Regions from separate parts of the Homo sapiens genome. Here region 2 is linked to region 1. A link is a loop called in an ENCODE intact Hi-C map of the cell type or tissue named here. Cell type or tissue: IMR-90. All regions are shown on one strand.

Region 1 (5,000 bases):
CCCTACTCCAAAACATCTTACTCATTTTAAAGACTTGCAGGATCATGATATAAAAAGTTTAAATTATTTCTCCTAAGTGAGGAAATAAGTAAAAGGTAATCCAAAAGTGGAGCGTACTAAAACCTAATTTAAAGCTATTTTTGGAATATCTTCCTAATTAAATGCAGCTTCAGGTAACAGGAAAACGTATGTGCATCCTGGCTCAGAGAAGAAAATGACAATAGTCAATATATGCTGAGTGGTAGGGACTACATTTTTGTTGTCAAATAATACAAAGTGCATAATTCACAATTATTACCTAATAATATCTAACCATTCCATTCTATGATCATGTGGCAAAGGTGAATCAAGTTAATGGCTCACTCAAGACTCTCAACAAGTTGGTGCTAACAAAGTTGATTTTAAATTTAGGTTCGGCTAAACCCTGAGTCCCAGACTTCAAATACAAGAATACAGCACCAGCTGAAAAATATCTTAACTATTCTTCTTTAAAACTAAAAGCAGATTTCCTCTACCTCCCCTTGCACTCTCACACCAGCTCCCATGAAGACGATCCTCATCACCATCTTGCTTGCTAAACTTCAATTTGAAAAATAGTTACTAATTGACCAAAATACTATGTTGGGTACTGAGAACACAGAGATAAAAGGACACCATCCATGCTCCACAAGAATTGATAGTAGGCTACAGAAGGTAAAACTAGCAGAAAGTAAGCTATAAATGACACCAAGTGCAACAACATATTTAAGCTCAAGGTAAGGAGTAGTACAGAGAACAGACTGATGAACCTCCTGGGGTGCTGGGAGGGTAGTATCAGAAAGCTTCACAGAAAAGATGCTAGGCTGGGAGAGATACAAGTGTAGGGAGAGGCCTTCATGGTGCATGTGGGGATTTCAGGAGTGTACTGGTAGAAAAGTACAATTACCAAACACATCTAATTTGGTAAAGATGTGTTGAAGGCCGAGGTGGCCCGTGGCTGAGAGAAAGCCTGGAGACATAGACCATGGGACCCTGGAGTGATCCCTTACCTCCAAGTGATGTGCACCTCATCTTATAAGTGGCGGGAACTTGTATCTTATCCTATTAATGACAAGAAGCCATTGAGTTTTCAATCAGGGAGAAAAGACAGTACAACTATAGTAGAGTTTTGACAAGATCAAAAGGGCATTTACTGACAATATTTTATATTAGTTTTTCCGCAACTCTAGCCAAATTATTTTCCTTTCGGAAGAAAGGAAAGAAATGGTACACTAGGATTAGAGGGAGCTGAGAGGCTGAATAAAGGCCACCTACCGTAGGGAAGGTCAGCACCTAGTAGGTTACCAGGATGCTCGGGGAGCACTGCATGGACAGATGGAGGAGGAGGAGGAGGCAGTCGGGAGCTTCTCTCAGCAAGTAACACGCCACTTCAGTTCCAGAAAAGCTAGCTCATGCACGCAAGCTTTTGGGAAAAGTTAGCAAATTTCCCAAAGGCAAAAAGGAAGCACATAATATGTTTGAAGACTATCCAGACCTCACAAATCTAACTGGATGTGATTTCCAGTAACAATTAGTTTTCTACAAACTAAATTTGTAGAAACAGTATCTCTTACAATAATTTCAGAGTATGTGTCATTATTTCTAAATATCCAAAACTGGACCTCCAAGTCTGTGAAAGTTTACACAGCTCACTGTCTTTCAAGATCAATCTAAAAATAAAGACATTCTCCCTAAATGGGGATCAGCAAATTACAATTTCCAGAGTGGATCCTCTCAGCTCCCAGTCAAAGGCAACCAGAAAGGAGTCACTTTCCCAGAACATATGCTTTCAAAAAAAAAAAAAAAAAAAAACAACAACTCAATTCACCAAATGAATTGAAAGTAACTCTGTAAGATGCTTTTCCCCCTTGCTCTTTCCTCTACCCTCACCTCTGCCTAATTCACCCCCAGTGCGAACACCAGTCAAGCCACAGACACAGAGCAAAAGGAAAAAATCTACGGCTGCAAGGCTTTTTACAGACTGGTAAGCAATTCCTGTCCAGATTCTTAGTCAATGAACTGTTCTAATAGCACCCCCTAGTGACCAAAAGCTCTTTTCTGACCAAAGGAACTCTCAGTTCTCAAATAACTAAAAAGCAAAGAATTTAAAATAAAAAAGCAGTGAAAACACCAATGAGCTCACACTCTGTGAACGCCTGTCCCTGTAACAGCCCCAGTGAAATCAGTAACTTTAACCTCTCTGGCCTACTGTTCTCTCAGCTCTAAAATAGGAAAAATAATATCCTCAACCACCCTTGCCCTCCTCCCTGTGAGCATGTGAGTTCCTCAATGAGATTTATTCCCAAGGCACATGGTCGGTTTTAAGCGAGAGGATGGGAAAAGGAAACACAAAGTGGAGAGAGGACATGTGCACTCAGGCCGATGTGGATCACTGGGAGTATTTTATATTAAACCCATAATATGCACGGTAACTGCGGAAGTGGGTCCACTTCTCCTTCACTGTTATTATTGTACATGTTGACTCTCTTCTACCCGTATTTACCAAGCTCTAAGGAGAACTGCAGAAACCAAAGAATTTTCTAAAAATAGCTTGAGACCACAAAATACTGGAAGCTCTCCAATCCCATCTTCAAAATTGAGATGTTTGTTTCTGACACGAATTATGTAAAATGCAAATGGTAGATTGCTTTGATTTGCTAATAGAAAATATAACTTAAAAATAGTAATAGTGAAAAGTCGTTAAACCATCACCCTTCAATCTCCTGCCCAGTAAAGTAGCACCCTAATTGACTAAGGTGTCTCTTGTTCATGGCTCAGTAGGGACCTAACACCCCTTTGATCCCTCAACTCCAAGTCTGAGGCCTTCGACAAAGCCAAAACTTTTGCTCAGTTAGCTTTCCACAATGGCACAGACTTAAAACCCATTGCTGCCCTCTACTGGGAAAACTTGGAACAAAACTAACATCATTCCATCAAGCATTTGAAATCACTCTCTCTTCTCTGCTTTAATGATAATGCATAACCTTCGATATTTTATAAGTTAATTATAAGATTCCAGGAGGGGAAAAAAGCAATTCTGTAGAAACTCAGGGTAATTTTCCCTCTTTATCGACTAAAAGAAGAAACTAAATGGTAACAAACTGGGATACTGGCTTTGGACTGTTAGGACATGATGATGCAGTTGGCCTTGGTTAAGGCTCGACCTCCTTAGGCCTTAATTTTCAGGCCTGTACACAGAAGCATGGAAAACTAGGAGATATTTGTGGTTCTCAATTTTAAAATCCTGTAACCCTTTAGGGATAGCTTAACTCACTTTTAATAGATGGTTTTTCCTTTTCTGTTGGTATTTCAAAATATTTATAGCTTTTTAAAAATCATTCTTAATAGTCTAATGTATCTTATCCTCTGGCCTAACCTATTTAACATATCTTATACTCAGAACTTTACTGATTGTTGTATGGCTGCAGTAATTGAGATAAATGTGACGTAAGCATCTAGCAGGATGCATAAAGGTGCACAATAAATATCGTTTTTCTCTCTTCCCCCTTCACATGTCCCCCATCTACCAGCTTCATGACCTTTCCCGTAGCTGTAGCACAGATGCTATGCCCACATACCAAAGCGCTTATTCTCTATTACTCTTTGAGTTTTGCATGTCTTGTGACGTTTGTGCGTTCTTCACAGAAAGGTGAGTTTCACTGTCTGTGCTATGTCCTTGTATCATGTGCACCTGAGTGCCCACTACTGGTAGCAGTGGTTGTAATGGAAACAGCTGTTCTAGCAGCAGCAGAAATGGGAACAGCAGCAGGGGTGCCCACAGCTGTGGCAGCAATCATAAATGTTACAAAAACAATCTGGACTATAATAACTATAGTAATAAAAGCAATATATGTGATTATTAAAAAATTTTGCTATAACCTGTGCCACTTATTATTTTGTCCCAACCACTATTATATTATGTATTACCTAATTTAGTCCTCCCAAACATAGCTATTATTACCATTACCACTTCATGAGTGAGAAGCTGAGCTTCTGACGGTATCTAACAACTGTTGATGCTAACCAAACTCTCACTAGCCATCTCTCTCCCCAACATAATCTCCAAAGCCTTTTTGTCACCTCCTTCCCTCTACACTTGCTAGAACCCTGGCAAACTTCCCAGATTCCTGCAATGATGCCTGCAGCATCTCCTAGTGCCTGTAGCATCTCCTAGTGCCTGTGAATAGCACAGACATCCTCCTCACACAATTTAAATGGTGGCCGACTCACTCTGAGAATGACAAATACGCTCCCATTTTCCTGTGTACACCACTTAACTCTGCCTACCTTCTCCATCTATATTTCCTTCCTGTCCTCTCCGTTCTCTTCTTCTTCATTCTGAGGTATGATTTGGTGGAAAGAGCATAGATTGAGAATAAGAACTGGAGTTCACTCCTGCTTATTTGGCCATGTGACTTTGGGCAGGTCCTTTTCACCTCTCACATTTCCATCTGTAAAGTGTGACAGTAACACCTGCTCTACCTGTCTTCAAGAACAATTGTTTGGGACAAATATGGAAGCATAAATGAAAGTGATCTGAAAGCTGTGAAAGAATATTGGCTGTGTTTGTATTTAATTCTCACTACTCTTAGGCTCTTCACACATACACGCCCCTTCTCAGGGCAGGGAGGGTTTACTGTAGTGAAAGAAAGCCCTGGTTCTCACCCACTGCCAGCACCTTGATGGATCGGAAAAGAAAACATGAAGACAGGTGAATAGGCAATGGCAATGAACTAACTACTGTAATTATTTTCCTTCTTTCTGTAGGCATCCATAGGCTTTTCCTCCATTTCACCCAAATTAACGGCAATGCAGAAACAACCTTCAATACCCATCTGCACCCCACCCCACCTACAGGACACTCTCTTCACTCCTGATTTCACTACATACTTCTAAAATGTCCAGTCTTCCGTAGCCACAATAATCATTCTCCTTATTTACATGACAATCACACTGCCACTGCTGACTGAGCACCTGCTATG
Region 2 (5,000 bases), 150 kb before region 1:
ATGGCTGTTGAGAGCGTGGGCACTGAGGCTAGACCAGGGGGGAGTCTGCAGCTTCCAGACTCAGGATCTGTGTGATCGCTGTGTGATCCTGGGCAAATCCACCCCAGCGAGCCCGAGGTTCCCGAGATGTGAAATGGGCCTACTACCAGAGATAATGGTAAAGCAGGAGAGCTGGAGGAGTGGGGGCAGACCAGGCTTCATTAGCCTGTCCCGGGTGTGCGGTTTACAATAGGGCAGTGGAAACACTGTGTCTACCACATTTTGGGATTGTAGGAGGATTACTCTGGCTACAGGCACAGGGTGGTAAACAGAGCCAAAAGCTGACAAACTGGTGGCAGGAAGATTAGTTTGTGAAGATGAGAGAATCCTGCTTGGGTGCAGGAAATGGAGATGCAGGGAAGAGGACAGAATCCAGAGAGAATTTAAGAAACATATAAGCTGATTAGGAGATGAGGGAGAGTTTTACATTATTCTTATGGTTTACCTAGAGATTGTACAGCGGCTGTTTTCACAAAATCTTCGGTAGTAGGAAAGGGCCAGGGTTACTGTTCCTCTTTCATAATAAAATGAGAAAAGTCCAGCATGAGAGTTTCAAACTCTTATCTCTGTTTGCATATTACAAATTAGGAAAATGTTCTTGAGGTGGTATTAAAAAAATGAATAAAGGGACATATATTGGCTTGAAATGCTGACACAGGCTGCCATTTTCTCATCAATATACTCTCACATTAAAAAAAAAAAAAACACACACATTAAGAGGTGACAGTGTCATCCCAAACCAGAAAAGGGATTTTCCTATTTGTTAACCTAGCACTCTACATCTGAATAAAATGTTACTTTCTTATCAAAGCAAAAAGAATTCCTTCAGATATATCTTTTCTGTGAAAATCTTTGTGTTTTTCTTTTATCACACAGCCTAGCTATCTAAAATTAGATGGGAAGCAAGACCCAGGAAGTTAATTAGCACCAGGCTCACATTTACTGTAACTAATCATTTAGCATTTTTGGTCACCCACATTTTCCATTTAATTTCACAAATATAAAAAAGATCATCAATCTATGTTGTGCACAGCAAAGTGTTGGTCATCTAGATCTAAAATTGCTTCTGGGATTCTGACCAGCCTTTGATAAAATTAACTTACGATTTTTAAAATGTACCTTAATGTACTGTTCGCTAAAATTTTTTGGAAAACGGTCACTTTTGACTATCTGGACTTCTCTCCATTTCTGACCACCACCATCTTGGTCTCACAGTGACCCCAGAATGTCCGGCACTCTGTATCTCTGTGGCCACCTAGTACTTAAGTTTACAATCTACTAGTGCAGAATAACTGTTGAAATATCTCCTTTCTACAAAAATCTGTTACTGTTGATTTGAAATGTGGAAGTAAATTGTTGTGTCTTTGTCCGCCAGCCTTTGGTGAGTTGTTCTACAATTGCTTCCAATTACCTAAACCATTTCTACAACAATCAGCCTCTATTTTTAAAAGTTAGAACCACTTGGCTTTTGTCTTAGGAAAGCTTTATTAAGAGTGTTGCTTTGAATTCAGTGTAATTTTGTCTTTATGGTCAAGTTGCAATACAAACTGCAAGCAAAATGATCTAGGCTTCAAGATTCTTATATGGCCGCTCTTAGTCAAAGGTGTGACGATAAGAAAAAGCTATGCTCATAGAAGAGGACACTTCCAGTCACAATCAGAAAACGTTCCCTAACGCTGCAGAGTCAAATGCTTCCAAATGCAAAAATTGATTCTAAAAGAAAACAACAACAGCAAAATTACAGAGTAGGTTATTAAACTAGATTATTATTCCCTGCTGGCACAGCATGGCAAAATATTACCTCCTTCTTTCCATAACTTTCCACTTACCAACTTAAATGTCAATGTTTTTAAAGCTTTGGGATCATCTACAATCTTCTGTAAATTAGCAGCCACTGTAAAATATAAACGTAGAGAGAAAGTTTCCAGATTATTTCCAATAACAGTGGATTTTCACATCAATGACTCAGAAAATTTGACTAATGATGCAATAAACTGCAAAATCATTTTTCATAAACATTGCAAAGTCCATATAAATGACCAAATTACTCTCATACAGATATTTCTACAACAATTGATATCATTTCAGCAATCTTGTATCTATGCACATCTGAATTAATCACTGTATGTCAACTCTGCATTTCATATAATAAAATCTGAAATTTCTAACGGAAAGTAGAAATGATAGCAGCCCCCAGTGTTTCCGCCACTTGGCTTCTCTAAATATTCATTACTAAGAAATTTATTAGCCAGGAGAGGGCAGTACAAAACAAAGAGGAGAGGTAGTGGGGAGAAAAAAAAAACAAAAAAAAACAAAGGCTTTCTCTGGAAATAGAAGGTCAGCACATTTGAACCCCTGTCCTATAAATTCACTCAATTCTCTGAACCCATTTTTATCAAGGCAACAAAATACAGTGGATAACCTCTACAACTCAAGCGCATGTTTTAAGGCTTTCAGAGCACAGTGATCTGTCAAACCAGGGAAGTGCCACCTTGAATAATACCCAAGTTTGCTGAACAGGGTCAAGCACTAGAGTAGACGCTGTCAGTTTGGAGCTCAGTGCTGCAGATATGTTTTCAGTATTAGCTGGATTCATTGGAGATCTGTCCTTGTTCTTCACGGTGTAATGATCTATCTGATACTCCAGTAGAGAAGTCAGTTTTTTCTGCTTACTCCTCTGGCTCAGGGTACTGCTAATGAACAGAATTATCAAAAGCTAATGATGATGGAAACTTAAAACTTACTTTTTCCATGTCCACACCTGAAGTATAAAGTCCTGAAAGTCAAATAAGGGCTATTGCTTAGGGAAGGAGAAGTTACTGCTGAAGAAATTATGGGAGAATGTCGTGTTTGTCATTTTTATTTTTTTATGAGTAAAATTATCTGCTGCTTCAGTAGTTAGGTATTGAAGTTACCTGAATTTTTTAAGATAAAAAAATTTTAAGATAAAATAGTACACATACAAGTATTTTGAGAAAAGTGTTTCAAGTAGAAAAATTTAAGTAGAAAGTAGTAAGAAATCTGCGCAAGTTTTAATTTTCTCTAAGGTCGACTGACAACAACCTAGATACATGGATTTTCTGCAGATTAGTTTATTTCATTTAATCCATCAGCTGCAGAGGAGAAAAAAGAAAAATTATGTACTCAATATGGCCTATTTCTCTTTATAAACCATAATTGCAAGCATCATTTTATCTTCATTTGTTGCCCTTTTAATACTTCCATTCTGAGTGATCTGCAGTTTCATTTTTACCAACACTCCTCCCATCTGCCTCCTCTTTTTCTCCTCTTTCTTTTGCCCACATAAGCAAGCACACACATATCGGGTACACCCCAGGGCACCAATTCCAGAATAGTTATCATCGCAAAGCTTCCTGTGGCCTTTCAACAGTTTTCTGAACATATTTTAGACACTAAAATCATCAAGTCATTTATGCAAGAAACATTGGCTCATGGAGTGCAAAGCTCTGCTGTAAAATCCTGTCCACCAAAGCCAGTATTTATCATGTCAGGGCACTCTGACTACATGCAAATTACAGCAAATGAACACAGTACCCATTTTCTTAAAACATAAAAGTGTTCTAATAGTTCCTCTGATTTGGGCTGATTTCATGAGTGGCCATAAATTCTTCGTATAAATTTCAGTCCTTTCATTAGTTTCTCAGTTAATGTGGATGATTTACTGCCTTGTTCTGGGTCATCTATTTCCAGTCTGCTCTCTAATGTTCAGTCAAAAGCAGAGCTCTAGCCTACACTAATTCACAACCCTCTCTCCGGTGTACACGTATATATACAAGGGCCAATTTCCAGGGAATGTGTCAAGCAACTTGGAGACCTAAGGGCAAGATGGAGCTGCCTGCATCTTAAACAATCATCCCAGAAACCACACTCCCCAGTTGTGAATCTCACACCTCTGGGACATTAAAAATTCAAATTCTGTCTTCAGCTCAAAGTAAAAATAAGCAAAACTGGCCACTTACCTGATTACTTATCCCAGCTGCTAGGCTTATTTTCAATTTGGTTGATTCTAATTTGTTGTAAAGTGCTATAAAACACCTTCATTTAACTGACATCACATAAAATTCAGGGTGATGCTAATTTCTTTTCCAGTAGCAATGCTCATTAAAAAGATGGGTGTCACTGTTTCCTCCCATCTCCTGACTGTGCACCTGGATTTCAAAAATAAAAACGCTCCTTACCTGGAACGTGAGCTGAGAAGGAAGGGCTGGGTAGGGCTGGCTGTTGCTTTAGAGCTGCCTGAGCCTGTGCTGAGAACACTGACCTTTGTGTTGTAAGACACTCGAGTTTCTGGAAAATGTGGGACTTCTGAACCCTGCTTGCTCAGTAGCCACTGACTCATTTCAAATCCCTCTTGGTTTTCCCAAATAAAACTCATGCCCCTTGGTTTCTGCAGCAGACATTGTGCTATCTTCTTTGAACTAGTCCCTCCCTTCCCAGCCCACAATCTCTGCCATTTGGGCAAACAGGGACACCAATAATATGCACTGAGGCCCCCAGGGACTGTGGCCCTCAAGCCCTGTCACTAGGGCTTTACCAACACTCCTCCCACCCGCCTGTCCCTACAGGGTATCTTTATGTGAACAGTTAATTTTTTTTCTATTTTTTTGTTTCTCTGTATCATACTTTAGGCTTGAATACCTGTCAGGGCTGGAAGTTTCTATTTACTTTTTTTTTGTTTTGGAGAACATTTGGCCTAAGGTATGATAAGTATTGTTCTTTATGAAACTGTAACAATATCAGTAACAGCCACACGGAAAAGACGCTGATGCTCAGTACTTCCCTGAATCTAAACAGAAAGGGAAATAAGATCATCCTAGGGGTAATCCACTGGAGGCAAGGCAGCGGAGCCGACACTTTTTTGGCAAACTAAGTCAGGCATTCTCCAGACACTGTTTTCTGTATACATTCCTTGCACTATTCAAATTCTCCACATTTTTTAA

Evidence for each region. Hi-C counts contacts between places; a loop is a spot of excess contacts. Peaks named below come from ENCODE experiments on the same cell type or tissue, not always from the same donor. Only the 100,000 strongest peaks of a DNase experiment are listed, where the experiment ranks them.
Region 2: it touches region 1 in a loop (9-fold over the local background); 56 of 110 quality-filtered maps call a loop at or near these places.

The regions. Positions count from the first base shown.
Region 1 is chr2:168,116,794-168,121,793 of GRCh38, forward strand. The region is part of intron 10 of STK39 (serine/threonine kinase 39); the gene reads right to left. Among named protein-coding and RNA genes, the nearest start is that of STK39, 130 kb to the right of the region's middle. RefSeq lists an enhancer at 1-108. In IMR-90, CTCF peaks have their summits at 2,065 (motif pointing left) and 2,901 (motif pointing left); DNase peaks (open chromatin) are centred at 2,068 and 2,898; H3K27ac peaks cover 601 bases.
Region 2 is chr2:167,962,794-167,967,793 of GRCh38, forward strand. It overlaps STK39 (serine/threonine kinase 39), which reads right to left. Exons shown (of 18, transcript NM_013233.3): 17 at 1,869-1,933. Among named protein-coding and RNA genes, the nearest start is that of B3GALT1-AS1, 24 kb to the left of the region's middle. In IMR-90, a CTCF peak has its summit at 2,297 (motif pointing right); no DNase peak of the experiment used is centred here; H3K27ac peaks cover 821 bases.